Regions from separate parts of the Homo sapiens genome. Here region 2 is linked to region 1. A link is a loop called in an ENCODE intact Hi-C map of the cell type or tissue named here. Cell type or tissue: mammary epithelial cell. All regions are shown on one strand. Each heading gives the region's core, and the rest is flanking DNA. Links, peaks and the distances in the headings are about the cores only.

Region 1 (16,568 bases), core at 4,204-12,203:
CACAATCAAGCTGAGCCAATCATGTGCTTTCTTGAGAACCTTAAACGTGAAACTGAGTGAAAGAGGCCATTATTTTCTTTTTAAGTTGCACTGTAGTTATTGAAGCTTAGGGGGTGCTGGCAACTTGTTTTGTTTTAACCACAAAGAAAAATTAAATGGCAACAACAGGGAGTAGGGCTGAGAAGCAAACATTCAGAGTTAAAAAGGAATAAGAGACAGAGGCCACTGGTGGTGTTGGAATGTCTGGCCTCTGTTGTTCTTGAAGCCCAGCTGCATTCTGGCGAATGTGTTCCTTGAGCCACCCCAACATCCCGGTAGTAACAGCCCTCCTTTCTTACCCTCCTCTGAGTTGCAGCCAAAAGATCTCTGGTCCCTCAGAAATCCCAACAGCCTCTCCATCTTATGTTAAGCTGGAGTTTGCTGCTGTCCTCGTCTCCTGCTCATGGACATCTGGAGAATGTCAGAACCAGAGGAAAGAATGACAGTCACTGGATGCCAGATTCTTCATCAATGCTGCAAGATGTCTCTGGCCTCACTTAGCATAGCGACAGAGCCTTAAGTGAACCCATGCTTCCTGGATCCCCACTTAGCCTTGTCCTTCCTGCTAGTGGGTGAGCGAGAGAGAGGGGCCCCCTGGCTAAGAGACTTGGCAGGGGTGATGACAAGATGCTCAGCAGGATAGAGCCATCAGACTGTGGCTGTCATCGGGAAAGACAGAGACGTTTCTGCTTACAACTTTGAGGCTTCCAAACTTTTCCTGGTACGAGAGAGTGTTTCTTCCACCTTAAACTACATGATGGAAAGATATGTGAGAATAGAAAAAAAAAAGCGTGTGTTGCTATGGAACTGCAAATCCCTGATAGAAGTCTTCCTCTGAACCACATCCTGCATCGACGAGACCACCCAGCTAGTCTTAGAGCAAGATGGAGTGGCCCTCTCAAATGCTATCATTTGCTGTTACCTACATTCCTCCAGGCCCTATGTAGCAGCCCCTATCATAGCCATCACCCTCAGGATTTGAATCAATTCCCCAGTTAGCACACTAGGGGAAAACAAAGGCCTCATTTGAAGTCTCTCCTGACTGTATTCCTTAGGAAGCTGTCCCACAATGCCTCGGTGAGGGCTGGCAGGCGAGCTGACTAGCCCCTGCCGGACAACTGTCAGGTTGGTTGAAGGATATTAGAGGGAAGTTGATCATGTGTCAACGCTTCTCAGCGCCCACTCACATCAGGGAAGTGATACAGCTGTCACTGTGGCCGACGAGGCGGCTGGCAGAACAGGCCACGTTCACCAACCCAGCTGTCCAATTAGATGCAAGGGCCTGACCCTCAGGTGTGCGGGAGGCAGGGAAGAAGTGCTGAGGAGGACACCACTACCAGCGGTCTCTGAGGCTCCTGGGCTGCCTCCCTGGCTGCCTGTGTCCCACTGAACAGATCAGGGATGCAGGGACATTCAGTCCAGTGATGCTGGCTCCTTCATTCTAACCTTCTCCCATCTGCATTTCTTTATCCTGTTTCCTCCCTTCCTCTCTCCTTTCGTTTCTTCCATCCTCCTTTCTCCCTTCCTGTCTCTTGGGGTGGGTTATGTGATGAGAATATAAAGAAAAGTTCCCAGAACTCCTCTGGGGAGACAGTAGGAAATATGTGAGATTTGATTAGACATTGAAAGAAAAGCCAAACTGTGGCAGAGAACTCTTTAGTGCTTTGTTCTCAGTGCTTTTAAGAATGCTAGTGTGGTGTTTGATTAAAGAACATAATCAATTTGGAAACAATGCTCAGTGTGATAACATGGGGGAGTGTTGTTGAAAACACTGCTCTTTCTTTTTTATCCAATTTTCCATTAGATTTTATTTTATTTATTTATTTTCTATTTAACTTTTTTTTTTAAGTTCAAGGGTACAAGTGCAGGTTTGTTACATAGGTAAATCGTGTCATGGGGGTTTGTTGTACATCTTATTCCATCACCTAGATTATTTTATTTATTTATTTATTTATTTAGAGACAGAGTCTAGCTCTGTGGCCCAGGCTGAAGTGCAGTGGCACCATCTTGGCTCACTGCAACCTCTAGCTCCCGGGTTCAAGCAATTCTCCTGCCTCAACCTCATAAGTAGCTGGGATTACAGGCATGTGCCACCACATCCAGCTAATTTTTGTATTTTTAGTAGAGATGGAGTCTCACTGTTTTGGCCAGGCTGGTCATGAACTCCTGACCTCAGGTGATCTGCCTGCCCTGGCCTCCCAAAGTGCTGGGATTACAGGTGTGAGCCACCTCACCCGGCCCCGTCACCCAGATTATTCAGTCTAGTACCCACTAGTTATTTTTTCTGATCCTCTCCCTCCTCCCACCCTCCATCCTCTGATAGGCTTCAGTGTGTGTTGTTCCCCTCTATGTGTCCATATGTTCTCATCACTTAGCTTCTTCTTATAAGTGAGAACATGTGGTATTTGGTTTTCTGTTCCTGTGTTACTTAGCTAAGGATAATGGCCTCCAGTTCCATCCATATTCCTGCAAAGGATGTGATCTTCTCTTTTATGGCTACATAGTATTCCACGGCATATAAGCACCATATTTTCTTTATCCAGTCTTCCATTGATTGACACTTAGGTTGATTCCGTTTCTTTGCTGTCGTGAAAAGTGCTGCAGTGTACATTTGTGTGCATGTGTCTTTATAACAGAATGATTTATATTCTTTGGGGTATATACCCAGCAATGGGATTGCTGGATCAAATGATAGTTGGTTTTAGGTCTTTGAGGAATCACAACAGTGCTTTCCACAATAGTTTAATTAATTTACACCCCACCAACAGTGTGTAAATGTTCCTGTTTCCCCACAGCCTCTCCAGCATCTGTTATTTTTGACTTTTTAATAATAGCCATTCTTACTGATGTGAGGTGGTATCTCATTGTGGTTTTGATTTGCAATTCTCTAATGATTAGTGATGCTTAGCTTTTTTTTTTTTTTCATATGATTGCTGGCCACATGTATGTCTTCTTTTGAAAAGTGTCTGTTCATGTCCCTTGCCTGCTTTTTAATAAGGTTGAAAACACAGCCCTTCTGTTGTGGCCTTTCTCTTAAAAAAAAAAAATAAATAAATACATAAATAACTAGGCCAGTGCCTGTCATTGCAGGACTTTGGGAGGCTGAGGTGGAAGGATTGCTTGAGGCCAGGAGTTCAAGACCAGCAACATAGCCAGACCCTGGTATCTTTCCCTAATGTATGCAGCCAGTACTTGGTAGAGACTGTCTCCACGAAAATTTAAAAAAAAAATTAAAATTACCCAGCCATGGTGGTTCATGCCTGTGGTCTCAGCAAGTCATGTGGCTGAGGTAGAAAGATCTCTTGAGCCCAAGAGGTAGAGGCTACATTGAGCCATGATCACACAACTACACTCCAGCCTGGGCAACAGAGTCAGAACTTATCTCAAAATAAAATAAAAATTAATAAAATAGAAATAAATTTTAAAAATAAATCAAGGCATCATAAGTCAGCTGTGTCTTTGTGTATTCTGGGGAAGCAACAGCATGTCCTTAGGAGGCGAGCTCATAATGGGGACTGTGGTTTCAGGTCTTACCTCTACCCTGCCTTGTTCTCTAAGTCCAGGACAAGGATCCAGTGTGTGCTTAAAAGGCCCTGGAGTATTCTTCTTTCTCTTTGTTGAGAGGTGTACTGACATAGGCATGAGCACACCCATCATTTGCATTAGGCTTTGAGTGTACTGAAGACCTCCTCACCCCTTAGTCCCTTTGCTTTTCTCTGGAACCCTATAGGGTGGTTGCCATCCCTCCCATTTTGTAGGAAAGAGAACAAAGTACCGATGGTGTTGCTATCTTTCCCAACTGTATGCAGCCAGTACTTGGTAGAGACTGGATTCACTCAGAGTTCTTTATTCCAAGGTTCCTGGTTTGATACAGGAAAAATTTCAATATATTGAACAAGACTTTAAAGAAGAGCTCTACATTTTGGGAGGCCAAGGCGGGGGGATCACCTGAGGTCGGGAGATCGAGACCATCCTTGCTAATAGGGTGAAACCCGATCTCTACTAAAAATACACAAAATTATCCGGGCCTGGTGGCACATGCCTGTAATCCCCAGCTATTTGGGAGCCCGAGGCAGGAGAATCAGTTGAACCGGGAGGTGGAGGTTGCAGTGAGTCGAGATGGCACCATTGCACTCCAGCCTTGGCAACAAGAGCGAAACTCCATGTCAAAAAAAAAAAAAAAAGAAAGAAAAAAAACCCTCTAATTCCCACTCATTTATTTGATTTTTCTCTTTTCCAACTCTGTGTCCACCCCTAATCTGCTGTGTGACTGGAAGGAGCTGAAGCCCCCAAAGTAATTGCTTCTACAAAACTCTTTCCAAGAAGTTCCCCTGGGCCCTGAGTTAGGGGGTGGGGTTTCCTAAGGTGTAATCCTTTTAATGAGATTTTAAAGTCCTTATATTCCTTAAAGAGGTTTTCCTAAGCTATAGTCCCTATCGATCCTTATACTGGGATCTTGCTGCAGGTTTTCTGGACAGGAAAGTCTATCACTTTGGGAAACTAAATCTTCACTGTATCTCTGGACTGTGCATGTCCACTTGCAGTTGTGCCCAGGTTATTCTTGGGGTGCGGCAGTAACTAAGCAAAGCTTTCTGCATGAACGTGGTTCCTGGTGTCAGAATCAGAAGAGTTTATGTTGCAAATATACCACTTAGTTGGATTTCTAGTTTGTGTTTTCCTTTTCTTTTCTTTCTTTCTTCTTCTTTTTTTTTTTTTCTTTTTGAGACAAGGTCTTGCTCTGTTGCCCAAGCTGGAGTGCAGTGGTACAATCATGGCTCACTGCAGCCTGACCTCCCCAGCTCAAGTGATTCTCCTGCCTCAGCCTCCTGAGTAGCTAAAACCACAGGCATGTATGACCATGTCTGGCTAACTATATTTATTTATTCATTTATTTTCTGTAGAGACAGTGTCTGGCTATGTTGTCCAGGCTGATCTTGAACTCTTGGCCTCAAGCCATCCTCCCACCTTGGCCTCCCAGAGTGCTGAGGTTTTAGGCATGAGCCTCTGTGCCTGGCTGGATTTCCATAGACAGAGCATCATCCATTAGATAATGACCAGTCCTCCAGCCCATGATTTCCTCTTGTACACACCCCTCTCCAGCCACTCAGGGTCACTCATTCTCCCCTTGTTCATTTCTCACCCCAAGACTTTGCTCCTGGGGGTCTGTTTTCCTGGAGGGCCCTTCCCCTAAGCTATTATCCCTGTTATCCCCTGCTCCCCATCTTCCACCCAGCCAAAAGTATCCTCTTTCCTCCAAACTCCTATAACCCTTAGTTTACACTTTCTTTTCGGTAATTGTTACTTTTGCCCTAAGGCCACCACTATCCACATGAGGGGATGAATCCTGTCCTGGGCTGGTGAATTACAGGTGAATTACAACCACTTTTAGATTCACATGTTACCTAGAGCTACTTATTAGTAATCCATTAGGAAGGTTCTTGGGTTAATGTAATGAAGAATTCATAAATAAAAATTAAGAATATACTAGAGTATGTGGAGAACTCTTCTACCAAGTCTGGATGGCAGCAGGGCAGAGTTTCTGGTGCACCTGGCCCCATACAGAGTATAGGACTTTCTGGAAGGTCATTCTATGACTGGTCTCTTGAGTAGATCGTGATATTTCAAAGCTGCCGATCTTGCTTTTACAATTTACAAATTACATTAAACTTTGCATCCTTACCAGTTTGCTGCAGTTTGTTCCTCAACCCTACAATGTAGACAGGAACACATTTTTGGCTAAAAGTATTATCGACCTCTAAATTAAAATTTGTTATTTAAGTTGAAGACCTGTTTGCATTGTGATTTCCGTATGAATCATCTTTGCTCCTAATGCTAAAACCAATTTATACTTTATCCCCAAACTGTTGTGCTTGTATAGCCATACTTCATGGGTGATGGTCTGTCAGTGAATTTGTTCTCTTTAAATGGCTTGCAACATATTATCAAGGTAAATGCAATAAAATTGCTGGGCTAGTGTTTACTTTATGAGGCATTGTTTTATAAAATAAAACCAAATGTGTATATGCTTATCTTCATCTCTCATAGAGTAAATAATACACAGTTTATGTGTGTTACTAGCAACTGGCTGATTTTGTTATTCTCCATTTGTTATCACCAGATCTCTCACCACAGAAGAATGGGAATGGGAGGGTGAATGTGTGCCTGAGTCTAGATGGGTAACGGTCAGAAACATTTGAGAAATGTGCCTTCCATCATTGGACAGCTGATCTTCCTGTTTTACAGTGACCTCCTGCCCCCTTAGTGAGGTGTCTGCTGGAGCCATCTCCCCATCCCATCCACCATTCCAGAGCCAGATCTGTTTGCAGATCTCAACCTCATGATTCCTGTGAGCTGAATGAATGAGCCCCGTGTCCAGGGACCACCCACAGTGTTACAAGCCAAGCCATAAAAATAGTCATAAATGTAGCTAGAATTTATCTAGCACCTTTCTTCCTAAGAATTTCCAGAAATGCTTTCACTTTTTTATCTCACTTAACCTTACTGACCTCTACCTGGGGTCTCCAGGAGTTGGTGGAATTTGTACCTTTAAAAAGTCCTCCCCTTCCCCCTTCCCCCTTCCACTCCATTTGAGAGCCATTTAGGACAGGACAGGCTCCCTACCAGCGACAGCCTGGTACCCACCCTAGTCAGGACCAAACTATGCATTCCCCAAGAGAAATACAAGGAAAAATCCAGAGTGTGAATGCAAAAAAAAGAAGAAATGAAAGAAAGAAAATAAGAAGAAATTCTGTCTTGCAAGCAGGCTCTTTTGGAAGAAAAATGTACACACACACACAAAAAAAATCCCTGGGCATTAAGAATGCCTAATTGTCTTAATTTACTTGCTGTTCTTTTAAACTATGCTAGTTCTGGCCCTGACGCCACTTCTTGATGTCCCGCCTAGACTCTGCATCAAATGTAGCTCACAAACAGGGGGCTTGTATTTTAAAGTGAAGTTTTGAAAAATTAACTGTTCTCCTTTTGCCCTTTCAACTCCCAGATGGAAAATCCCACCCTGATTAGCCAATTGATTTACTCAAAATAAAAACACCACCTTCCACTCTTCTCACCCGCTGTTCTTCTTCCCTCGAGGTTTTCTAACCAGGTGAAGGAGGCCCTTTGCTCCCCAGAAGTTGAAGTCCTTTGGGATGCTTGGGACTGAATCGGGAGAACAAACTGGGCTTCCTGCTAGTAACTGGATCTGTGTCGCTATCTTCCCTCTCTTCCCAAGAGCCATAGCTTTTGTCTGGCAGACACGACTGCTCCGGTGAGCTCCACTGAGCTCCACTGAGCATGCGCAGGTGTGCAGGTGGCTGGTGGCACCCTCAGACCTGAGTGGAACGCCCGATTTGCACCAGCATGTAAGGAGGTAGTTGGGACTGTGAAGGCTGCATATTTGGTGGTGGAGAAGTACTGTGGTCTCCAGTTTTTAGGTGTCCTTCCTATTGATGTCTAGCTTAGGAGGCGTAATGTTCTGGGTTTCACGAGGACCTAGAATCACTGCTCTGACTTAAGGACAACAGGAAGCAAACACAATAGAAATGAACCCTTAGTTTTGGAGGGTGGTGAGGAGAGCCCCGGGAAGGGTCAGAAAACCTGCTCCTTCTCATTGTCTGCTCTCTGTGGACTTGCTCTGTGACCCTTCCTAGTCCTTCCAGATGGTCTGTAATATCTCATATTAGTTTATCTCATCTGGATTTATCTGATCCAACTCCAAGCCCTGAAGGTATTCCCAACCCCAGTTCCATCCTCCAAAGACTGCTTGTCCCAGAAACAGCAGGACAGAAGTCCTCCCCAAGCAGAGAGGGCAAGGGGAACAAAGACCCCGGAAACTCCTTATCTCTTGTACGTTCTCCCCATGTTTCTCCCTACATCCCCCCACTTAATTTTCTTGACAAAACAGCCATTGTGTTTGTTTTAAAAAGTATATACATGCATGCACACATACATATATATGACATGTAACGTTATAATGATGTTTGTTTAAAAAATGATACATATATATATGTAATGTTATATGGATTTTTGGTTTGTTCTGTAAACATCATCATGCACAATTAATACCCACAGCCCAGGGAGTTGTATGAGTGCATCACTGTGTGGTTTCGTGATTTATAAGACATGCGAGCTGATGGCTGTCAGCTGGGAGACGCAGTGACCTGCAGAGAGTACTGGAGCCCTCTTTGCTTCAGCAAAAATGAGAAGTGGGCCATGCCCAGTGCTCACGGCTATAATCCCAGCACTTTGGGAGACCGGGACAGGAAGATGACTTGAGGCCAGGAGTTTGAGACCAGACTGGGCAACTCCCAGATAGGGAGACCCCTGTCTCTACCTAATATATATATTTTGATTAGCTGGGTGTGGTGGTGTGCATGCTTGTAGTCTCAGCTACCTGGGATGCTGAGGTAGGAGGATCGCTTGAGCCCAGGAGTTCAAGGCTGCAGTGAGCTATGATTGCACCGCTGCACTCCAGCCTGGGCAACAGAGCAAGACCCTGTGTCTCCAAAAGAAAGAGAGAGAGAGTGAGAGAGAGAGAGAGAGAGAGGGAGAGAGAGAGAGACATACAATTATCCAATTTGTGCCAAGATAGACTGAGGTGGGTGAGCTTCCCAGAATGAAAATTGAAGGGGGCACCCACTCTCAGCTGCAGCCCTGCATGTGCTGGTCCCTGAGTGCAAAGTCTCTTTGCAATTTGCTCTCCGGGCACCCCATTGCCTCTCTCTAGTCTGTGCCCTGCCCAGAGAGCAGCTCCACACTCTTTCCTCAGTTTGCATGGTGCTCCGTCTGTGGACTCTTGTCTCTCTTCCCCTCACTCTGCTTCTTCAGAGCCCTTGCCTCCACTATTAATATGCACTTCTTTGTGCCTTTATGTGTCTAATGCTTCCATCTTTCCACCGAACTGTGAGTCCCACAAAGCCTGGATCAGGCCTGTTCTGTTCTATACAAATTCACCCCTGTGCTTAGCGTGGAACTTGGCCCCATGCAGACGCTCACAAAATGAATGAATAAGTGATCCTGAGAGAAGAGGAGAAAAGGAGCCGGCTGGCAGGGAGTTCATGGGGGCAGAGCCCAGGTCTAGCAGCTCTGGAGATGTGGGGAGAGGCTGCCTCCCACAGGAGCTCTGGTGTAACCTTACACAAGAAGGGCCAGGATGGGCCACGTCCCGGAACTGTGATAGCAAAGTCAAGACTATGCAAGGACAGGATGGAGAAGATAGGTCACCCCACAGGCTGCTGGGTGGCTCAGGAAACTCAGCACCCCTGGATGGGACCCTGATTCCTTTACCCTTTCCCATGCACACAGCTAGCCTCACTTTTCAGAGCTCAAGACTCTTCCCCAACCCACAAGTCTTTGTAGGTTGGCCAGCCCTTCGGGGAGATGCCCTGCTCTTCAGTGTGGCCCGTCCAGTGTTTAGATGGCCTGCCACACCGGACCCACAAATCAGCCTGCACACCTCTCCCTAACTTGTCTGTATTATGTTCATTTGCTGGGAGGTGATAAATATTAGAATAAAATAAACTAAAGATGGCTGGTGAGGGCTCTGTTAGCTATCTTTATGGTCTCCACTGCAGCTGTATGACAGCTTAGCTTGGGAGCAAGCGGTCTCTTTTCACCAAGTAACTTTAGCCTTGGGAAAGATGAACATCAGCTAACTCCAGAGCTATGATGGTCGGTACCAGTCAGTAAATCAGTCAGATTTTAATTACTGGATGGATGACAGGGTGCAGTGACAGGTTGCAGTCCACAGGAGAGTCTTCCTTCAAAGCCACTTTAAAACCAGAGAGTGCTTCAAGAGGAAAAACCAGATGCAGAGATCAGAGGCCCAGCTCAAGAGGAGGGTGGGTTCCCCTTCCCATCACTTTAACCACTTCCTGCTTGCATGTGGACAGAGAGAGGGGAGCCGGCAGCTGGCCTGGTACAGGGAAATTTCCTTCCTTCCCCCACCTCTTATCTCAAATTTCCCCCTTGCCCTCCTTTTCTTTCAGCCCTGTGATTTTTAATGGGTTCCTACAGCTCTTTGCCTCCGCGGCTGTTTCGTGCCAAGAAAGCCGCGGCAGATTTGTAAAGTGGCAAACCCTGCTAATTAGTTAGATGAAGTTGCCTTTCTGACAGTGGCCCTGGCATCGGAGAAGGTGACATACCTTAGAGTGACTGCACCGGGGAGGCCTCTCCATTGTTCTTCTCATGCTCTTCCCACCCCCCTTATTACCGATGCCCTGATAATCACTCTTCCTCGAAAATCCCACCCCAAAGCTGCTCCCTGCAGGCCTGGCTCCTGGCAGAAAGTCTCCTGCCTGGTAAGGAGCCCCCCACAGACCCTAAGACCTTCTCTAGGAATGCTCTGCCCCCAGCACCAGAGAAGGGAGCTAGGGCAAGGAATTTAGGATACATGCATGCAAGATTTCACCTTGTGTGAGTGGAGCCCGGGGGACGGGACGGGGTGATGGGAATGACTTGCAGTGACTTTGGGGACATTGGGATGTGCTGTTTCAGGATGTCCTTTTGTACTGCCAAATGGGTCTTGGCATCCTGTGGACTGCAAACGACGTGAAGACCAAGACCCTTTCCTGGTGAAAGTGACGGAAATCATCCCTCCTGTAGAAACTGTACCCCAGCCAGGGCAAGGTGATGCTCTATCTCCTCTTCTGCTCCGTTATGGCCCCTGAGAGGTGGCAAGGCCCGTAGAGATCACCTACTATGACTTCCTTACTTTGCCAACAAGAAAATGGGTCCTGGAGAGGGACGCGGACTATCCTGAAGTCACCCAACTGGGTGAGAGAGAGTGATGGGTTTCCTGCTTCCCATCCCACTCAGTCTTGTCCAGTTCTGTATTAATCAGCCATCTGCAATATGGCTCAATTGCAACCCACATCCTCATTGAGGGCTGAGGGTTGTTTGTTACAAAGCTCACAGCAAACGGGCATTTCTCACTGGGCCTGTGGGTCGGATACGGCAACTTTGCTCCAGGCTGCAAGTCAGATTCAGGTCTGCTCCTTTACCTCTCATTCCAAGGCTCAGGCTGAAGGGAACGTGACCACCTTGGGCATGTTCCTTTCCTGGCAGACTGCAGGAGTGATAGAGTGACAGCCAAGTCCCCCAGACACAGGCAAAGCCTGTGGTTCCCTCATGTCCCCCCAACATCCATTGACCAAAGCAGCCACATGCCTAAGTCCAAAGACAAAGAGCCACCTACTCTACTGGGAGAGATGGCAAAGGCACACACCTCACGAAAGCTATGGGTGTAAAATCCCATTACAAGGGCGGGAGAAAGGCTAAGAAACAATAATCCAGTCCATTCCCTACTGCAACCCAGTGAGCTTTCCAGACGGCAAATTGGATGAAATTGCTTCCTTCTCTCCCAGAAACGATAAGCAGTTCCTTATTACTGCCAGGAGAATCTCTAAACTCCTTAGTAGGAAAGCCCGTCACATGGTCCCCACCTTGCCTACCCATAGCCTGAATATCTCCTAGATCATATCTGGTCGATCTTAGAAACTCCCCTAACCAGCCCTCTCTTGACCAACTCAGAGGTAGCCAGAGCCACCATTCCTTCTAGAAGATGCCCTGGATGATGAGGCCCATAGTGTCCTGAGTGCTCAAGGTTGGGGTAGGAGGGGGGGTGCACTGGGTGAGCTGAATATTTCCCAGGAATCAGATGAGTTTATTCCCAAACCTGCTTTAGTTGTAATTGTCATTATGCAATTTAATAAATTGTGCACATTGATCAAATAAGAGGTGAAAAATTAGATTTTTTTTTCCCTATGAAAACTAAGTTGAAGGCTTTGGAAAGACTCCAGAGAGACCGGAGTACTGATAAAAGTTCCTACAAGGGAAGCTATAGTAGTATAGTAGAGTATATGTCTGAGGCAAGAAATCGTGAAGATAAAGATTCTGCACTTAAGTGACTGCACAAACTGTCTCCATTTTGCAGAGCCTGAAACTGGAAGTGGTGGGTGCTACATCCCAATGTGGTTTCTGCAAGAAAGGGGACATAGGATCCATTTGCAAACTCTGACCTGAAGGCTCTGCATCTGAAGATTTGGGGACTCTGCCTTTTTATATCCCTCCGCACAAAGGTGGTCTCCATTTCTGTCCCAGCTCATGGAAGGGAGACCTTCTGGCTGCATTTGCTGTAGAGTTAGTAGGAATGGGGCCCAGTAGATCCTGCCGGTTGCCCTCAAAGTTAATTGCATCAGAGAGGCCCTCCAGGACCCAGGAACTGTCAGAGCCACCCAGATTGTGGCACCTGTGCCCCACATGAAGAGTGTGCTTGGGTTTATCTTTCCAGCTGTGGGTTTGGGTCACCACACTCCATCCCAAACCATCAGCACAGATGGGCTCTTCTCCTCGTGATGCCTGTGCCTGCCCAGACGGCCAGGGCCAGAAATAACCACTGAGCCTTGGGAATGCTGCACTGTGGAGCCCACAGCCCCGTGTGCGAGAATTCAGATGCAGTGAACACATATGCATCTCCTCTTTCGGGAGACGGGCTCCACGTCTACAAGTGAATATCCTCCCAGGGGGGAGCCCTGAAATGCACTTGAACTCTGATTTGTTTTTAGCACTTTACAGTCAGCTTCAAAAAATAATTTTAATATCTAGACTTCTTTTGGGAGAGGGTTGTAATGGAAATACAGTATTTTCCAAAGATTAAACAGAAGCCCACAGTGAACAGAGGCCTCTCCTTGGTCTCTGCACAATTGTAAATATAATTTTTAAAGAAATAAGGTATAATGCAAATGATTATTTATGTCCCGTTTCTCCATTCCAAGTAGAGAAAAACCTAACTAGTGTTTCTGCTTTCCTCATTTCCTAATTCCAAAAGTAATTTAACAAAAACAAACAAGTAAACTGAAGGGAATGGTAAAATAATCGGTAACTCTCGAAAGAGAACAGCAGTTTCTCGGCTTTTAGATTAATTCATTTTGTTCAATGCAGATGTGTTAAATCTATTCATATCCACATATTCGAGATGAGTTATTTTACTACATTGTTGTGCTGTATAAAATGAGTTATTTTGGTGAATTAAATGCTAGGGTGTAATTTTCAAAGGAAACAGAGGTTTGTAAATGCAGCGCAATGCATGTCAGTGTTTCAATGTGATTATTAAATATTACAGGAAATACATCTCATGATCGTTTACCTTTTTCCTTTTGTCTTTTTTTAAATGTGTATACAGGTTGTGGTGCAAATGGATATGGCAGCTACAAAGATGTCAAAGAAAATGCAACTATCGTCATTCATGGAATTGTATCTCCCCTTGAAGGATACACATATTCTATTTTGCTAATCACCATCAAAGAAACTGAAACAACTGAATGCTTGACTCTGATATCTCAGCATCCTTTACAGCAATAGTGCAAGGGGGTGAGGGAGGGAGGCAGTGAAGTCCCATGAAAAAAACCAATTTCCATAGAGTATTCAATTTGCCAAAACGATGGCTCAGAGAAAGCTAAATAAGTTGATTACTGTATCTGGTATGGACTTATGGAGTGTTTCTTGATTTTGGAATGCCTTGCCTAGATTTGAAAATGAGCTCGGAGATTCTAGCCCCAGAAGGAAAATAGGTAGGGACCTTCCTTCCCATTAGCTCAGTGGCCAAAGTCACTGGCCCTGGGAGGCCACTGTTCTGCTCAGCACAGGCATAGCCAGTGAACCCTCCTGAATTCAGCATTCCAGGCCATTACTACCAATCCATCACAATTGGCATGCAAATTGAAATAAATTTTCCCGCCCAGAGTGAGACCAACTCGCCCACTTCATAGTGTAGAAAGCCCTTTTTACCTCCACTCTATAAATTCTTAAAATACCGCTGCTGCCAATAATCTGGGAGTGTCTTTCTGGGTCAGCTGTGGCTTTGGGCAGCAGCATCCTACCTTGCTGGTTGTCACTGATTGTAGCCACTTCCCACAATCATCATGTAAAAGCAAAAACACAAATGGAAAGAAATAAGGAAATGGAGCCCAAACTTTGTCTTGGGGAAGAAAAGCTGGGGTTGGGGGCATTGAGCACTTCTCCTTGGCCATCTCCTCATAGCTTTGCCCCGACATGAGTACAAATTCTGATGAGAATTTAAAACAGAATATGACTGGTGCTGTATCAATGTCTTTTCAAATTTCAGGTCAGAATTTTAAAAATCTAAAAACAAGACATTAAATAATGGAAAAGAAAGCCCTTGATTTTCCCATTTTCTTTTGCATTGGATTGCAGGTTGAAGCCAATGAGAAGGAGGACAGAGTGAGTGCAGAAAGCGGGAGAAAGTTCAGGCAAGAAAGGAGAATGCATAGAGGTGTCTGCTCCAAGCAAAGCCTTCTCTGCACTCCCTCATTGAATAGACAAAACATAAAAAAGACAGCAAAGAAAGAAAGACAGAGGGCTGGGCGCTGTGGCTCATGGTTGTAATCCCAGCACTTTGGGAGGCCGAGGTGGGCAGATCACCTGAGATCAGGAGTTCGAGACCAGCCTGACCAACATGGTGAGACCCCCGTCTCTACTAATAATAAAAAATTAGCTGGACAAGGTGGCAAGTGCCTGTAATTCCAGCTACTAGGGAGGCTGAGGCGGGAGAATCACTCGAACCCATGAAGTGGAGGCTGCAGTGAGCTGAGATTGCGCCATTGCACTCCACCAGCCTGGGCGATGGAGCAAGACTCCGTCTCAAAAAAAAAAAAAAAAAAAAAAGAAAGAAAAGAAAAGAAAAAAAGAAAGTAAGAGATAGCTCAAGAAGAATTTTTGCCAAAAGTAAATAAATAAATAATAAAATAAAATAAAATAAATACAATAATCTCCTTGGTAGAAACGGGGTGTCTGGGACCCACTGCATTGTTGAAGAGCAGAAGCCTCTCCACGCTCAGCTTGTTGCGTTTATTCTTGGGTGAGTTAAACAAGGAGGTGGGAAAGCAGAGCCTGCTTTATGTTGCAGCTCTCTTTTCCCCTCATTGAAGTGGGAGCTTGAGCGATTTGGTGGCTGGATCTGGGAACCTGTCTGCCAAACTCCACCTGCTGAAGGGACTTGCTCCAGCTGTTTCCAAGAGCGCCTCTTCTGCAAAGGTTTATCAGAGAAAAGAGAGCTAATAAAAAAACATGATGAATCAGGAAGCAGAGGCGAGCCGAGGAGCTCACTCTAAGGAGCCTCCCGCCCTTCCTTCTCGGGTGCCAGCCCACCCTAGCTCTGCCCGGGCACCCACCTGGTGTGAGCCTAAGGAGGGTCTAGAAACAGCAGGCTGGGCTCAGAAGCCACCCACTTGAGTCCTTAATGCTGACCTGAGCCTCTGTGGTTTCTCTGAGTAAGTGAGTGCTGGGCAGTCAGAGGAGATTTACTGACACTATAGGAGACCCTGCTTTAGCAGTGCAGGGACTTTGGATGCTGACATTCACCTCACCCAGGGTGAGGATGATGGGTGATGTGACCTTGGAGTTACACCCTCAGTTGTTCTCAGTCCCATGATGGGAATGTCTCACTACATTGCATTACATTTTACAAAATAAAAGACATATTTTTAAAAATACAACGAGGATCATAAAGGCAAGCTAGTACTTCTAATATTCCTCCCGAGATTCAACGGTGTACCCTACACGGGAGGGAAAAATGGCTTGCTCACCCAACTGGGAGGCCACTGTGGGTCTCGAACAAAATACCATCCTAAGGGATTTCCACGCATAACTTTGACATAAATGACTTTCACCTTCGGATATACAGGTATGTTTACATGGGCACAGAAGCACCAGGAGGCTTAGACACTCTGATCCTTGATTTGCTGTAATATAAGAAAGGGGCTTTGTGCTTTAGGCCCCAAGCCTACCCACTGATTCCGTTGCAAATACTTTGTAGGTATCTACTGCAAGTCAGGCTTGTCCTGGATTTTAGGGTCAGGAAGAAAACAAGATAGTCCTGCCCTCAAGATGCTTGTATTTAGCAATGGGCAGATACACAGACATAAAGGAAGATAGAGGTAATAAATAACTTTCCATCACATTATTCCCCAAATCTGGACCTTGCTGTGGGTTTCACTTTAATCATCTCATCTTGCGCTGGATTAATAGCTACACATCTTATTAATACATACCCCACACCTTCTGCAAACCTGTTAATTCCTGGGACCAGAGGGGTCAGAGGCCCAGTCCTGAGTCATGACATTTTACAGCTAGAAGGAAAGGACCAGTGTCTGTACAGCACATTGCAAAATGAGGGTCTGGTTGCTGAGGTACATTCATTCAACAAGTGTGTATTGAACACCTATTTTGTCCTAGCGCTGAACTTGGTCTGGGGATGAACTTGGTCTTGGGATATTGTCCTATCCCTAAGAGGCTCATCACTGGGTATAATGGCTCACACCTGTAATCTCAGCACTTTGGGAGGCTGAGAAGGGAGGATCACTTGAGCCCAGGTGTTCAAGACCAGCCTGGCGAACATAGTGACATCCTGTCTCTACAAAAAATTTAAGCAATTATCCAGGCATGGTGGCTCATGCCTGTAGTTCCAGCTACCCAGGAGGCTGCATTGGGAGGATCATTTGAGCCCAGGAAGT
Region 2 (16,568 bases), core at 4,182-12,181, 120 kb before region 1:
CATACTGGAAACACGCATTACAGACATGAAACAAAAGGATAAAAATAACTTACTGTTGACTTTTCATATCAAACAATGAAGGCTATTAAAAGTCAATTTAATTACATTTTAAAAGTGCAAGTGTTTGGGAGGCCATGGTAGGAGAATCACTTGAACTCAGGAGTCCAAGACAAACCTAGACAACATAGTGAGATCCCATCTCCACAATTTGTTTTTTTTTAATTAGCTGGGCATGTTGTCACATGCCTGTAGTCTCCAGCTACTTGAGAGGTTGAGGCAGGACCACTTGAGCCCAGAATGTCGAGGCTGTAGTGAGCTATGATTGCACCACTGCACTTTAGTCTGACAGAACAGTACTCTGTCTCCAAAAAATAAGAATAAAAATAAAGTGTAAATGAAAAAAAAATCCTGTCAATTTAGATTTCTATATCCAGCAAAAATAGCTTCTGAAAGTGAGAATGAAATCAAGATAATTTCAGACAAAGAAAGTTAGGAAGTTTATTACTAGGATTCTTGCAAAAAAGAAATAGTGAATAGTATCATTCAGGCTGAAAGAAATAACAGCAAATGAAAATTTAGAATCTGTGTAAAAAATAAAGGGCATCAGAAATTGGAAATGAGTCTGTAAATATAAAAGCCTCCCTTTTATTCTCATAATTTATTTAAATTACTCATAATAAAACTAATTACTTATCACATAAATAATAACACTGTAGAGTGACCTTTAACATATATAGATAAGTAAAAAATAGGATAGCAATTGTAGGAAGGATATAAGGAGGTAAAAAAATCATATCCTGGGAAAAATATTTATTGTAAAACAGGAAGTATAAAGTATCAGAAGGGAAGTGTGAAATGTGAAGAGGTATAATATTGACTATAAATAGACTGATAATTTAAAAAACACATTTTAGTAGCCCTACATCAAGCACACAAAAATTAAGTACAAAAAAGAGAAGATGTATTAGATATCTAAAATATTTATCAAAGAATACAGGAAATAAGCAATAGAAATAATTTTATAAAACATGCTAGGGAAGTGGAAATCAAATTATAAGATGAACTTAAACCTCAACTCATCAAATAATAAAATGCAGATATACTAAGCATCCCAATGAAAATAGAGATTTTTGACTAGGAAAAAAAGTGAGATCCAACTCGATGCTATCTGTAGGAGACACATTTTAAAAATAAATAACAAGACATTGACTGTAAAAGATGGATAAAACATGCAATGCAAACAATAAGAGTAAGAAAGCTGGCGTGGCTATATGGGTATTAGAGAAGGTGGATTTCAAGACAAAGAGTAAGAGATAAATACGGGCATTAGACAATGATTAAAGGAACAATTCACTAGCAAGGTAGAACAATTTTAAATATGTATACCGTTTATCATAGGGCATCAAAATTCATAGCCGGGCACAATGGCTCACGCCTGTAATCCCAGCAATTTGGGAGGCCAAGGTAGGCAGATCACTCGAGGTCAGGAGTTCAAGACCAGCCTGGCCAACATGGTGAAACCCCATGTCTACTAAAAATGCAAAAATTAGCCAGGTGTAGTGGTGAGTGCCTGTAATCCCAGCTACTCAGGAGGCAGAGGCAAGAGAATCGCTTGAACCTGGGAGGTGGAGGTTGCAGTGAACCAAGATTGTGCCATTGCTCTGCAGTCCGGGTGACAGAGCAAGAGTCTGTCTCAAAAAAAAAAAAAAAAAATTCACGAAGGAAACATTAACAGAAATAAAGGGAAAAATGGACAAAGCCACAATGATAGAAAAATTTTAACATTTCTCTTTTGGTAATTAATAAAAATATACAAACCATAGATGAAGATGTCAAAGATTAATATAACAATATCCACAATTTTTATATAATTGACATTATAGAACTACCACAAACACCTGCAGAATATGTATTATTTTCAAATGCACATGGAATGGTCACCAAAATAGCTAATATTCTAGTCATAAAATAAATATCAGCAAAATTAATAACATTGCAGTCAGATAGAGTTGTTTTCTGACCACATGGCGTTAAATTAGAAATCAATATAAATGACATATCTAGAAAATCTCTAAACATTTTGGAATAAAACAAGCTTTTTCAATAACTCAGAAGCCAGTGAAAATTACAAGATAAATTTAAAATATTTGAAGCAAATGAAGATGAAAATTTAACATTTCAAACTTTGTTGGGTGCAGTGTACAGCTAAAGCAATACTTCGAAAAGAATGTATAGCTTGCAATATCTATTTTAGAAAAGAAAAAGGTTTAATACCAATTATTGATGTTTCTATTTTATAGACAGAAAAAGAAAATAAGCTCAAAGCAAAGAGAGGACAGAATTAATATAAATAAGAACAAACATCAATGAATGGTAAACATTCACATGGGGAAAATTAACAAAGCCGTAAGTTGGTTCTTTGAAAACAAACTTAATAAAATTAGTAAATCTCTAGGAAGACAAATTAATGAAAAAATAAAGAAAACAAATAAACAGTATTAGAGGTGCAAGTGGGGATATTAATACATATCCTGTAGAATGTTAATACATATTTAGAAGAATTTAAAATATATGCATATTTTAAAGAATAATAAGAAGCAATAATAATAGTAAGAAATAATGAGGAATATTATCATAAGGACATATTGCAATCAACTTCAGCCTGATAAGTTTAACAGTTTAGGTGAAAGAGACAAATTACTTTAAAACTAGTGTATTCCAAAACTGAATCAAGGGGCAATAAAAAATTGAACAGTCTCCAATGTATTGAAAGAATTGCCTTTTCACTCTGTTGATTGTTTTTTGTTTGTTTGTTTTTTCTTAGACGGAGTTTCGCTCTGTCTCCCAGTCTGGAGTGCAGTGGCATGATCTCTGTGCACTGCAGCCTCTGCTCCCGGGTTCAAGCGATTCTCCTGCCTCAGCCTCCCAAGTAGCTGGGATTAGAGGCATGTGCCACCTCGCCCGGCTAATATTTGTATTTTTAGTAGAGACGGGGTTTCACCGTGTTGGCCAGGCTGGTCTCAAACTCCTGAGCTCAGGTGATCCTCCCACCTTGGCCTCCCAAAGTGCTGGGATTACAGGCCTGAGCCACCACGCCCAGCCTGTTGATTGTTTCTTTTGCTGTACAAAAGCTTTTTGCTTGACTCAATTCTACCTATTACTTGCCCTTCATTCCCTGTGCTTTTGGTGTCATAGCCAAGAACTTATTGCCCAGATCAATGACAAGAAGGTTTTTCCCTATGTTTTCTTCCAGGAGTTTCATAGTTTCAGGTCTTACAGTTGAGTCTTTAATTCATTTTTAGTTTATTTTTGTGTATGGTGTGAGATAAGGGTCCGATTTCATTACAGCAAAGGAAAAAAATAAACAGAGTGAAAGGACACTCCTAAGGGAATGGAAGAAAATATTTGCAAACTGTATATCTGATAAAAGATTAATATCCAAAATTTTAAAAGAACTCGAACAATTTAACAATAAAGACCAAATACCTGATTAAAAATGAACTAAGGACCTAAATGGACATGTCTCCAAAGAAGACATACAAAGGGCCAACAGGTGTATGAAAAGGTGCTCAGTGTCTCTAATCATCAGGGAAATGCAAACTAAAACCACAATGAGATATCACCTGACACTTTGTTACAATGGCTGTTGTCAAAAAGACAAAAGATGACAAATGTTGATGAGGATATGGAGAAAAAGTAACTTTTGTACACCGTTGGTGTGAATGTAAATGGTACAGCCATTGTGGAAAACAGTGCAGAGTTTCCTCAAAAAACTAAAAATAACTAGAAACTAAAATAGACCTGTCGCATGACCTAGCTGTCTCACTTCTGGATATAGATCCAAAGGAAATGAAATCAGTATCTTGAAGAGATATCTGCACCCCCATGTAGCATTATTCACAATAGCCAAGATATGAAATCATCCTAAGCATACATACGTTGACACATGAATGAATAACAAATACGTGGCTGGGCACGGTAGCTCTCACCTGTAATTCCAGCCCTTTGGGAAGCTGAGGTGGGTGGATCACTGGAGACCAGCCTGGCCAACATGGTGAAACCCCTTTGCAACTAAATATACAAAAAATTAGCCAGGTGTGTTGGTGCATTCCTGTAATCCCAGATACTTTGGAGGCTGAGGCATGCATGAGAATTGTTCAAACCCAGGAGGCCGTGGTTGCAGTGAGTAGAGATCGTGCCACTGCACTCCAGCCTGGGCGACAGAGTGAGATTCTGTCTCAAATTAAAAAAAAAAAAAAAAAAAAAAAAGAAGAAGAGGAGAAGAAAGAAAGAAAGAAGAAAGAAATAGAAAGAAATAGAAAGAAAGAAAGAAAGAGGAAAGAAAGAAAGAGGAAAGAAAGAAAGAAAGAAAAAAGAAAGAAAAAAGAGAAGGAAAGAAAATGTGATACACACACACACACACACATACACACATTGGAGGAAGTTCTATCATTTGTGACAACATGGATGAACCTGGAGCACATTATGTTAAGTGATATAAGTCAGGTAGAGACAGACAGGCAGATACTGCATGATCTCACTTATATGTGGAACCTAAAACAGTTGAACTCGTAGGAACAGAGAGTAGAATGGTGCCTATCAGGGGTTGGGGTTGGGGGGAAATGGGGAAATGTTGGTCACAGCCCACAAAGGCTCAGTTATTTGGGATACATAAGTCCTGGAGAGCTAATGTACAGCATGGTGACAATAGTAGATTAATCTGTATCATACACTTGAAATTTGCTAAGAGAATTAATCTTAGGTGTTTTCACCACACATGAAAAATATTTTATTGTGCGAGGTGAAGGGTATGTTAATTAGTTTGGTTGTGGGGATCATTTCATGATATATACATAGCTCAAAACATCACATTGTATACTTTAAATATATGTAATTTTTATTTGTAACGTATACCACAGTAAAGCTGGAAAAACATAAAATAATTGAATTTATCATAAAAAAACTTCCCATACAAGAAATTCGGTGTTGTGATGAGTTCACCAATGAATGCTATCACAGATTTACAAAAGAAATAACATCAATATTACACAGACTTTTTCCAAAAATATAGGCGTGACTGCTTCCTAACATATGTTATTAGGCTAGCACAATCCTGATATCAAAAGCCGACAATGCAGTTGGAAGGAAAGGAAATTACAGGTCAATATCTCTTATGAACACACAAAGCAAAATCCTCAACAAAATATTAGCAAACTGAATTCAGCACTATATGAAGACTGCATCTCAGTATTGCAAAGATGTTCCAACATGGAAAAATTAAATCAAAGCAATTTCACATATTATAGAATAAAGTAGAAAAATCATATAATAATCCCAGTAGATAGATGCAGCAAAAGAGTTTGATGAAATCCAAAACTTGTTCATGATGAAAAACACGCAGCAAATTGCAAATAGAAGGAAACCTTCTCAACCTGATCGTGGGCATCTATGAAAATCATACAGCAACCATCATTGTTAATGGTTAAAGCCAGAATGCTTTCCCCCTAAGACTGGGAATAAGACAAAGATGTTCAGTCTCCTTACTTCCCATAAATACTGTACTGGATGTCCTAGCCAATGCCATAAGGCAAAATAAATAAACAAACGAATTTAAAAAGGAGAGAAATATTTAAAAAAGAAGAAATAAAAATGTATTAACAAATGTTATCATTATCCGTATAGAAAATCCTAAGGATTTTATGAAAAAAACTACTAGAGCTAAAAATGAATTTAGCAACGTCACAGAATACAAGATGAATATATGAAGTTAATTATTATGAACAACAAGTATTTAGAAAATAAAATTTCAAAATGAGAAGGGAGTTAATTTGATGAAAGCTGTGCAAGATTTCTACATGGAAAGCTATAAAACATTTTTGAAAGAAATTAAGGAAGAGCTAAATTAACTGAAAGACATGTCCTGTTAGTGGATGGGAAGACTAGATAGTGTTAAGATGTTCTTTGTACCCAAACTGACTTATAGATTCAACAAAATTCCAAACAAAATCTCAGCAGGCTTTTTTTTTTTTTTTTGGTAGGAATTAACAAAGTTACCCTAAACTGATCTGAAAATGCAAGAGACCTAACATAGCTGAAACAATCTTTAAAAAGAACGAAATTGGAGGACTCACACTTCCTGATTTCTATGGTGCTACAAGAACTAGGTGTCTGTGTAGAAAAAAAATGAACCTCAATCCTTTGCTCACGTTGTTTTGAAGAATTAATTTGAAATGAGTCGTAGGTTCGGAGCATAATGCCTTCAACTGTAGAACTTCTAGGAGGTAGCATAGCAGAAAAACTGCAATTTAGGGGTAGACAAATATTTCTAGGAACACAAAAAGCACTAACTAAAGAAGAAAAATGACCAGTTGTACATCATCAAATTAAAATTGCTTGCCCTGCCGAAGACATTGACAAGAAAAAGACATAACAAACCACAGACTGGGAGACAGTATTTGCAATGCACATATCTGGCAAAGACTAGTATCCAGAGTCTACAAAGTTCTCTTACAACTGAATAATAGAAGGCAAACAACTAATAAATAAGAGAAGTTCTGAATAGGCATTTCACAAAAGAAGATACACAATTGGCCAATGAGTGAATGAAATGATGCTCAGTGCCATTAGTTATTGGGAAAATGCAGATTAAAATGGAATACCACTTTATATCTAAATGACTTAAATTATGACTAAACTGACTAAAAGACTAAAATTAAACAGACTGACAAGACCAAGCATTGTTAAGGATGTTGAGCAACTGGAACTTTCATATATTACTGGGGAGGGGAGGGAGTGTAAAATGGCAAAATCACTTTTGAAAACTGTCTGGCGGCTTTATGGAAAGTTAAGCATACACTCACCAAATGACTCAGCAACTCCATTCCTCTGTTTTTACCCAAGAGAAATGAAAACATATGTCCATAAAGAGACTGGTCCAGGAATGTTCCTAGCAGCTTTATTCATAATAGTTTTAAGTCTGGAAAGAACTCAAATGTCCACCAACTGGAAATGAATCAACAACTATAATACATTTAGACCACGGAATACTACTCAGCCATAAAAAGGAACAAATGCTGGATACGTGCATGGATGAATCTCACTCACAGGCGTGCTAAGTGAAAGAAACAGGACAGGAAACAAATGCATTCTGTATGATTCAATTTATATTAAGTTCCAATTATATTAAAACAGAAAAAAATACATATCTGTAGAGATAGAAATGAGGCCAGCGGTTAACTGGAGCAGGGGGTAGGATGGAGGTCACTGACTTTAAGAGGCAAGAGGATGATTTCTGGAAAGATGGAAACATTCTATGTCTTGCTCAGGGTGGTGGTTGCATGAGTGTGTACTTTGTTCAAATGCCATTGACCTGTACATTTAAAATGTGTGTATTTTGCTATTTTAAACTAAACCTGCACAATGTTGATTTTTAAAATAAGTCATTTAAAATAAACATTTGAATTTCAGGATTGCCTTGGAAAGCCACATGTGGGAATACTGGGCAAGTAATCCTACTTAACCACAGCCAGGTGGAGCTGAGCTACAGCCACCCTGTTCAGATTGGAGCAGCCTCTCACAAGGCTCTCACACACCCTCCCTTTTCGTTCATTTATACTATTTGTCAGATCACTGCTTGTTGGCCTCTGCTCTTTAAAAAGCGTTCATTTATTCATTGACTTTTTTTTCAGCCAGCAATTACTCATCAAACATGTCCTCGATTCTCTGGACTGGCGATTTCTTCTACTTGGGAGCAATCCGCTCTTCATTTGAGCAGCAGGGATGGAGAGAACCCACCACATTCTTGGAGAAGGCTGTGGCATCTTACAGACGCTCCCCCAGGGTTAGCTGGCTCTAGCTCAGGGGCAGGAGGCAACCTGCTTTGGCTCCCTTGGAATAAGGGAGATAAACCAAGAAGGAGGTGAAATTTCCCTTTATTCTGACCATCCCTGATTCTTAGGCCTTTTCCCCAAGACCAGCTCTAGGGCAGAGGAGCCTGTGACTGAGAGCATTACAGATACCCAATCAGGGCATATAAATCAGGGTCTGGAATTAAAGAAAAGTGGGATTTTTATAAAATGGATCATCATTGTATGGCTTTGGTGATATAAATCAGTCAGGTGTAGCTAAAGTGTGAAGTGAATGCCCTTAAATCAAAACATTTTCCTTAGGAATTCCTAGGCACGACTTGTGAAGCTGCTATAGGATCCGTAAGCTCCGGTTGGAGTTATGTAAATCCATTTCCTCCCCTATAAAGCAGCTGAATGTTTTAACTAAATCTAATTCTTAAAATAATGATTTCTGAATCAAAACTTTGCTGGGAAGATTTACAGGCAAGTTTTATAAATCAGAGGCAAGATATATAACTCAGATAGTGAGAAGTGCAGATTTATAAATCCAACTTGTAAATCAGGAGAAAAAACATCATGTTTTACACTAAATAATATTTTTACAAATGGCACCTCATACATCATGCAACTGCCACAAATCTTTCACAGTGGAGTCAGGCTACATAATACGAGGCTGAATCACAAAGGAAATTGAGGCCTGGGTGGTGAAGTCGGGATCGGGGCATGTGGGTTTGGAAAAATGCTCCTGTAAGCACCTAATCAATGTAGATCAGCCAGGGGCTTTGGCATCAGACTCAGGTATGTTTGTAATTCCGCTCGGCCTCCTGAGAGCTGAAAGTGTGGGAGAATCACATCATCGTGCCACCATCCTGGTCTCAGTTTTCTTTCTCTATGAATCCCAGGCAATAATCCTTTTGCCAATGGATTGTTGTGAGCTTTAAATGAGATGCTATCTGTATAGCACTTAGCTTGGGGTCTGGAAAATACCAAGTGCTTAATAAATGTCAGTTTTCTATTAATATATTATCATCTGCATTATTATTGTGATCATCCTCATTATTATTATTTTTAGTCCATATCACTTTTCCATCCCATGACTCATAAAACAAGCAGTGATGGGGGCCAGCGGCGGTGGCTCATGCCTGTAATCCCAGCACTTTGGGAGGCCGAGGCTGGAGGATCACGAGGTCAGGAGATGGAGACCATCCTGGCTAACAAGGTGAAACCCCGTCTCTACTAAAAATACAAAAAAAAATTAGCCGCGCGTGGTGGCAGGAGCCTGTAGACCCAGCTACTTGGGAGGCTGAGGCAGGAGAATGGCATGAACCCGGGAGGCGGAGCTTGCAGTGAGCCGAGATTGGGCCACTGCACTCCAGCCTGGGCAACAGAGCAAGACTCCGTCTCAAAAAAAAAAAAAAAAAAAAAAAAAGCAGTGATGGGAAGCAGGGGTAGTGATGGGGCTGCTGACTCCAGGACCGTGGCCCTGAGAGGTGGGTTGTCTTCTCCTAGCTCAGCTGCATTTAGGTCTGACCACTTTCCCCAGCAATTCCCCAGTTTTTGGCTGTAAGAATTTCCCCGAAAAAGCTTCCTGAAGACCATTTTTTGATACCTGACTTCTCTGCAGGATTTAAATAAAAGTTAATGTTTTTAAGAATCTTGTTACAAAAAGTAATACATTTTTATTGCAGAATATTTGAGGAATAATGAAAATCACCAACACTTTTGCCGCCCAGAGATAATCACTGATAACTTTTTGGTTATCCTCTTAAAGTCTTTTTCTATGCATATATTTACATACATACATTTTTTAAAAACAAAAAAATGAAATGTACAGATGGGTTTGCAACTTTTTTCCCCATTTAACTATATATTGTGAACCTTTTCTGAAGTCACTACATAATTCTCAGTATGATTTTTTTATGACCTTGGATTATAATGCACCATACTTTATTTAAGCAGCTGCATATTTTCAGACGTTTATTTTGTTTTTAATTTTTTGCTTTTATAAACAACCTTCCAGGGAACATTTTTAAATAAATTTCTGCAGTTATTTATGATTATTTTCTGAGGATAAATTCCTAGAAGAGGAATTGCTGGGTAAATGAACTACACATATTTTAAAGAATTTTGCCAAGTTACCCTCTAGAACAATTGTATCACTTTAGGATCATCCTAGCAATCTGTGGGTGCCCATTTTCCCAGGCTCTACATAATCTTTTCTTTTTTAGAAAATGTCAGTGTAATAGCTGAAAAATCGTGTTTCACTATTGTTTCAGTTTGCACATCTTTGACAGCTTGCAAAGTTAAACATTTTTCATATTTTTGCTGTTAGTACTTCCTTTGTGAATTTTCTAATCATGTCTTTTGTCCACATTGACATTTCAGAGACTTAAGAATGTAAACCCTTTGTTACATACATTGCAAGTTTCTTTTTCCAGTTTCCTATTTGCTCTTAGATATAGTTATGGCAGAATATTTGAATTTACATGTGATCAATTTCATCAAGATTCTACTTTATGGTAATACACTACCTAAAAGATTTTCCCATTACAAGATCAGATAAACATGCACCTATATTTCCTTCTAGTTCATTTGTATATGTATTTTTAAATTTATAATCCGCTTGACATTTATTTTAGGATGTGGTGTGAAGCAGTGATGAATCAATTTATCTTTAGTGTTTCGCAGTTGTCCCCGCATCATTTCCCCCAGAGACTTGAAAAAGCTCTCCTATTATGGAATAGATTCTTAATGTTCTTTCTACCTGCCCATCCTTGGTCCAATAACATTCTATTTTAATTGTCGTAGTTTTAGAATCTATCTTAATGTCCTTGCAAATGTTTCTAATCTTTCTGTTTGGTCAAACTTTACTTGATTATTTTATTCATTTATTCTTCCAGACAACATTTAGAATCATTTTGTCAGGTTTCAAAGAAAACTTTATTAAAATTTGGATTGGAATTATAATAGACTTATACACAAATTGAGGCAATGGCCCCCTTACAATGTTTAGTCTTCTCTTTCAGGAACATGCATGCACCCCTCTAATTTTACCCTTCTCATATCTTCTTCTATAAAACTCCCTTCTAAAACCACTGGGTCAGGACAGCATCCCAGTCAGGTAGGACTAATATTACTGGACTCAGTTTCAATCAAATTTGGAACCCACAGGTCTGTTTTGAGGAAGGAGGAGATGGAGAGAGGTTAGGATCTAAGATTAGAGTGGCGAGGTAGTGCATGCCCCTCCTTTGAGAACACTCACTTCCAGGAAGGTTCTGTAGGAAACTTCAAATACCAGGGTCTACAAATGACCCTGCAGTCACTGACCCATGTACAATCCTTCTGTGCAGGCTCTGCTTAACATCCTGGCAGCATTGGTAGAGATTTTTATTTAAAATCTGAACACCACTCTCTGCAATCTGTCCATGGGAAGGTGCTAGTAACCTTCAGTGTTCAAATATCCCAGCTCAAGGAAGAAAGTTTGACCCTAAGCTTCTGATTGAAACACAATAAAGCAAATAATGATTGAAAAATAAGACACATATTCTTGGGAACCATGCTAATATTGTCTCTAATAATTTTTTTTTTTTTTTTTTTAGACAGGGTTTCACTCTGTCACTCAGGCTGGAGTACAGTGGTGTGATCTCAACTCACCATAACCTCTGCCTCCGGGGCTCATGTGATCCTCCCCCCTCAGCCTCTGGAGTAGCTGGGACTGCAGGCACACACCACCATGCCTAGCTAAATTTTGTAATTTTTGTAGACATAGGGTTTCACTATGTTGCCCAAGCTGGTCTTGAACTCCTGGGCTCAAGCAATCTGCCCACCTTGACCTCCAGAAGTGCTGGGATTACAGGTGTGAGCCACCACACCCAGCCTGAAATAGAATTTGTATTGGTGAATTCAGGAATTACAAGAGCTTCAATAATGTCTTGAAGCTCTTAACTTAACTTGGCAATGCTCCCTCTACTCTCCTTGCAGCTCCCCAGTGAAGCATGGCCTTGTGCACCATAAGCAGATTTGAAGTTTAAGAAGATGACTCTAGATGTTCCACGGAGAATGTTAGGAGTGAGAATGGCCATGGGAAGACCCACTGGGAGGCTGTTGAGTTGCCCAGGTAAGATGATGGTTTTATGGACTTGTTGGGGGTCCGTGTGGATGGAGGGAAGGAACCAGAGTTTACACATATGTTGGTCATAAAAATAAACCAATAAGATTTCATGATGGCGCTAGAGAAGGGAAGATGTCCAAGATGATTCCAAGGTTTCTGGCAGAAGAAACTGGATGGTTGCTGAGATTTGAAAGGTGGAGTAGGAATAGATTTGGGGACAGCAGGGATAGGACTGCCTGGAGCTGAGTTCAAGGCATGCTTGTGTAGATCCTGGATGTCTTGTCATTAAGTGAGAGAAACCTACCTCCAACTTTACTGAGTGAAAAAGAAGAGTTTTGGGGTACGCAATATAAAGCCCACAGGTGGAACAGATTTTCAGCCCCTGGTGTTCAACATTGGCATTAGGGATCTCTCTCTTCTTCCCTCCCATCCTCTCTTTCTTCCCCCTTCTGTTGCTGTAAGCTGTGCTTTCACTGTGCTGCCTTTCTCTTCTAGCAGGCTCTCCCTAAGTTTGGTGGCAGAGTTGGCCCAGTCTCTTCAGGCTTCTATTCTATTCTACCAGCATAGCAATTCCAGTGAGAAAATAGGGTTTTTTTCCTCCTCAAATTGTGTCAGCAAAATTTGTTGGGTGTGAATGGTCTTGACCCACTTTTGACTCAGTAACTCTCTTTATACCAATCTGATTCTGGGTAGATCTGTCATATGACCAGACAATTTTGAAAAGGTATTTGGGCTAGGCGTGGTGGCTCATTCCTGTAATCCCAGCACTCTGGGAGGCTGAGACGGGTGGGTGGCTTGAGGTCAGGGGTTCGAGACCAGCCTGGGCAACATAGTGAAACCCCATATCTACTAAAAATACAAAAAGTTATCCAGGCATGGTGGCACAGGCCTGTAGTCCCAGCTACTTGAGAGGCTGAGGCACAAGAATCGCTTGAACCTGGAAGGCTGAGGTTGCAGTAAGCCGAGATGGCACCACTGCACTCCAGCCTGGATGACAAAGAGAAATTCCATCTCAAAAAAAAAAAAAAAAAAAGAAAGAAAGAAAGAAAGAGAAGAAAAAGAAAAAAGAAAAAGTATCTGCAAGGGATAGTTCTCTAAAAGCAAAAAATGAAAATAAGGAAATAAACAGATTGGACAGACAAATCACAGATGCCTATATCTGCTAATATATGTGACCTTAAAATTTATTGTCTAAGATGTTTTTGAGTCTGAAAGGGGTGCTGTGACTACTTATGCCAGGACACCACATGTAAATAGAGACTTCCCAGAGCAAATGAAGACATATGGTCACCTTATGTCTTGAACACAGGGTGTTCAAGTAGAGATGTTGACTTGTGGTTGGTGCTCAGATGGAAGGCAAGAATGGAATATAGGATTTAGAGCGGTTAGCAGGGAAGTTCTGATGGAATGGTGTATTAGTCCATTTTCACGCTGCTGATAAAGACATACCTGAGACTGGGTAATCTACAAACAAAAAGTTGTTTAATGGATTCACAGTTCCATGTGGCTGGGGAGGCCTCACAATCATGGCAAAAGGCAAAAGGCACACCTTACATAGTGGCAGGCAAAGAGAAAATGAGAACCAAGCAAAAGAGGAAACCCCTTATGAAACAATCAGATCTTGTGAGACTTGTTCACTACCATGAGAACAGTGTGGGGGAAACCACCCTTATGATTCAGTTATCTCCTACTGGTTCCCTCCCACAACACGTGGGAATTATAGGAGCTACAATTCAAGATGAGATTTGGGTGGGGACACAGAAACCATATCAAATGGTATGGGAAGAAGTGGAATTGAAGGAGTCGAAAGAGTGGGTTGAAGATTGAAAGGAGGTGAGGAATTGGGGACAGCATCATATGGACACATTGCTTTTTTTTTTTTTTTAAGATGGAGTCTTGCTCTGTTGCCCAGGGTGAAGTGCAGTGGCATGAGGTTGGCTCACTGCAACCTCCATCTCCCGATTCCAGTGATTCTCCTGCCTCAGCTTCCCAAGTAGCTGGGATTACAGGTGCCCATTAACACACCCTGCTCATTTTTGTATTTTTAGTAAAGGCAGGGTTTCACCATGTTAGCCAGGATGGTCTCAAACCCCTGTCCTCAAGCAATCCACCTACCTTGGCTTCCCAAAGTGCTGGGGTTACGGGCATGAGCCACCGTGCCCAGCTGACACACCGCTTTTAAGCCAGATTGGGAAGGGTAAGGAGATAAGGCAACAGCAGGAGGAAAATGAGTGAGAGCAAAGGAAATGAATTTTAAGACTGGGAGACTAGTGGAAACTGTAAGCAAAGGAATAGATATCTGTTGATGGAAACTGTCAGAAGGCAGGAGGGAAAAGGCCCCTCAGGAAGGAGAAGGGCGAACTTCACCTTTGTAACTGAAGGAAGGTGGGGGAGGATGGGGAGGTGCAGATGGGCCGATAGATTCTGTCATGCAAGAAAGAGATGCTCCTGTTCCTATACGATGGCTTCTCATTTTTCCATAAAGTGCAGGACAAGGCTGTATGCCAAGATTGGGGTTTGAGGCCATAAGATGCGTTGAACATGTTGCTGTGGTAAAAGGGTTGGTGAACGAAATGCACCAAGACTGTTGGGCAATGTGACAGGCTGAGATGTGTGTGGCAATGTGAGCCAGCTATGGATTGCAGCGTCTCTGCCAAGGCTGGGGGAAATATATTCAGCTTATCCCCCTAGGCTTGTTTGCAGACCACTCCTTTCATTCCCTGGGACTTCAAAGAGATTGTCACATCTCCACCGTCTGAGGCTGACTCTGGGGCCAGGCTTCCTATAATGCCATTCGGGATGCTCAAATGATCATGCTCTATGGGCACCTGAAGTAACATGGCCTCACTTCTAAATGAATGGCAGCATTTGCATGAAGGAAAAACATTTTTAATGCCCCCTTTTCTGATTTAGGAGGTTGCTGAAGTCAGGGTGCAGTAGAATTTGCCATAATTCACAGGTCTGGCCTCCTCTTCTCCAGAGGCCTCCAGCCAGCACATTGCAGTGTTCAGAAGCTGCTCTTGGGTGCTCAGGGGGAACAGGGGCCCTGGGGCTTCTAGGCCGTACATAAAAGCTGAAGCCTTTGTGTGTTCATCCTGGCTGGTAATTTGCCATTTAAGAAATTCACATTGGACTTTATCACCTCCAGCTCTTGAGCACAATGTCTTTTCTTGATAGAAAGCTGGTGAATCAAATAAAGTTTTTAAATGAAAATATTATAAAAGAAAATTTTGGTGGATTCCCCTTGTTTTATTGTTTTTAATTTTTTCTAGCACCAACATAAAAGGATTTCTCTTTGGTACACAAACTACTTACTGGGGCTGCTGAATAGCAATGATATGATTTAATATCTAGAGTGTCCTCAAGCCCTAAGGCTAGAGTATTAGAATTGGAGGTAGCATTGACCCACCACGTCTGGCTTCTGTGAGGTCCTGTGCCATCCACATAGGTCTGCATGATTAATACTTAAGAGATTATGTCCTGGGAGACATGTATGGAGACATCATTGGAGTGGTTGTCTTCACAGCAAACGTCACTTGAAACTTCCTTTTCCCCCTTCAGAATACCAACGTGATTATGCATTGAGCTGTTGCTATTTACAGATATCTTAGCACAGAGAGCATTACACAGCCAATGACACAGAATTACAACCATCTAGACATATGGTTTGGATAAACAAAGCACAAAGCACAAATTAACCATGGTTGACTATAACTCCCGCTCTCTACTCCCTAGGGAGGGACTTTAGTGAAACTCCCAGTTGGAGAAAGCAATACATATCAGAAAGTAGAGTGCATACAGCATGGTTTAGACAAATGGTAAACCTTATTTAATGCTTTTCATGGTGCCAGAACACAATGGCACCAACCTGTCTAGCAAAAGTTATATCTCCGTGCCAGTTTCCTGTAAATAGTAACTGTACTCCTACCGGATTCCATGCCTGTGTGCTCCAAGGCCAAAGAATGCCTTTCATTTTTCATCACCTTGCTTCTACTTCCTGTGTCCAAAGGCCTGGTTGCCGAGTGCATCTGGATGTTAGAGCTGCAAGGAGTTGGACGCAAGTAGCCTCCTCTGAGTAAACACCCTTCAACTTCCACTGTGGTCCTTCCCCTCACTGAGTGGCCCATGCTAGTCTATAGGGAAGAACCCCCATCACCCCCACCCCCGCTCCAGCTAGGACAGTCAAGGCCTGAGCTCATCCAACCCCACGGGTGCCATTAGGAGTGGGAGGATTCTATTTGCTGGCAGTCAGCATTCCCCCCACTTTCCATATTTTATCTTCCATGAAAAATTCTTCCAGGACAGGAAACTTTCTGTGTGAGGTCCTTGGCCCCATCATTGACACACGAACCTTATAAACTTTGTTTGACAATAAAGAGTATAATATTTGCTTTTCATAATACATGTGCATCGCTTTCCAAAGGAGAGAGCAAAATAAATAAATAACTGGAGTGAAAGGCTTCTACTTGGCTTGAACACTTGTACTGGAGTTTTTCAAAAGGAAAAAAAATCCACAGAACACTTAGCTAAATATATACCTACTTTTTTTTTCTTGTCTTTGGTGACTTTTCAGATGTACATAATGTATTTAGTTCTCCCTCTCTCTGTCA

The links. Hi-C counts contacts between places; a loop is a spot of excess contacts. Peaks named below come from ENCODE experiments on the same cell type or tissue, not always from the same donor. Only the 100,000 strongest peaks of a DNase experiment are listed, where the experiment ranks them.
Region 2: a loop joins it to region 1, with 13 times the contacts of the local background. A loop is called at or near these places in 2 of 110 quality-filtered maps.

What each region holds. Positions count from the first base shown.
Region 1 is chr19:31,103,119-31,119,686 of GRCh38, reverse strand. LOC124900621 (a long non-coding RNA gene) reads right to left here. Exons shown (of 3, transcript XR_935901.2): 2 at 339-450. Among named protein-coding and RNA genes, the nearest start is that of LINC01791, 56 kb to the left of the region's middle. In mammary epithelial cell, for the core only: a CTCF peak has its summit at 9,150; no DNase peak of the experiment used is centred there.
Region 2 is chr19:31,223,401-31,239,968 of GRCh38, reverse strand. It overlaps a transcript of TSHZ3 not described here. Among named protein-coding and RNA genes, the nearest start is that of LINC01791, 64 kb to the right of the region's middle. In mammary epithelial cell, for the core only: a CTCF peak has its summit at 7,561; no DNase peak of the experiment used is centred there.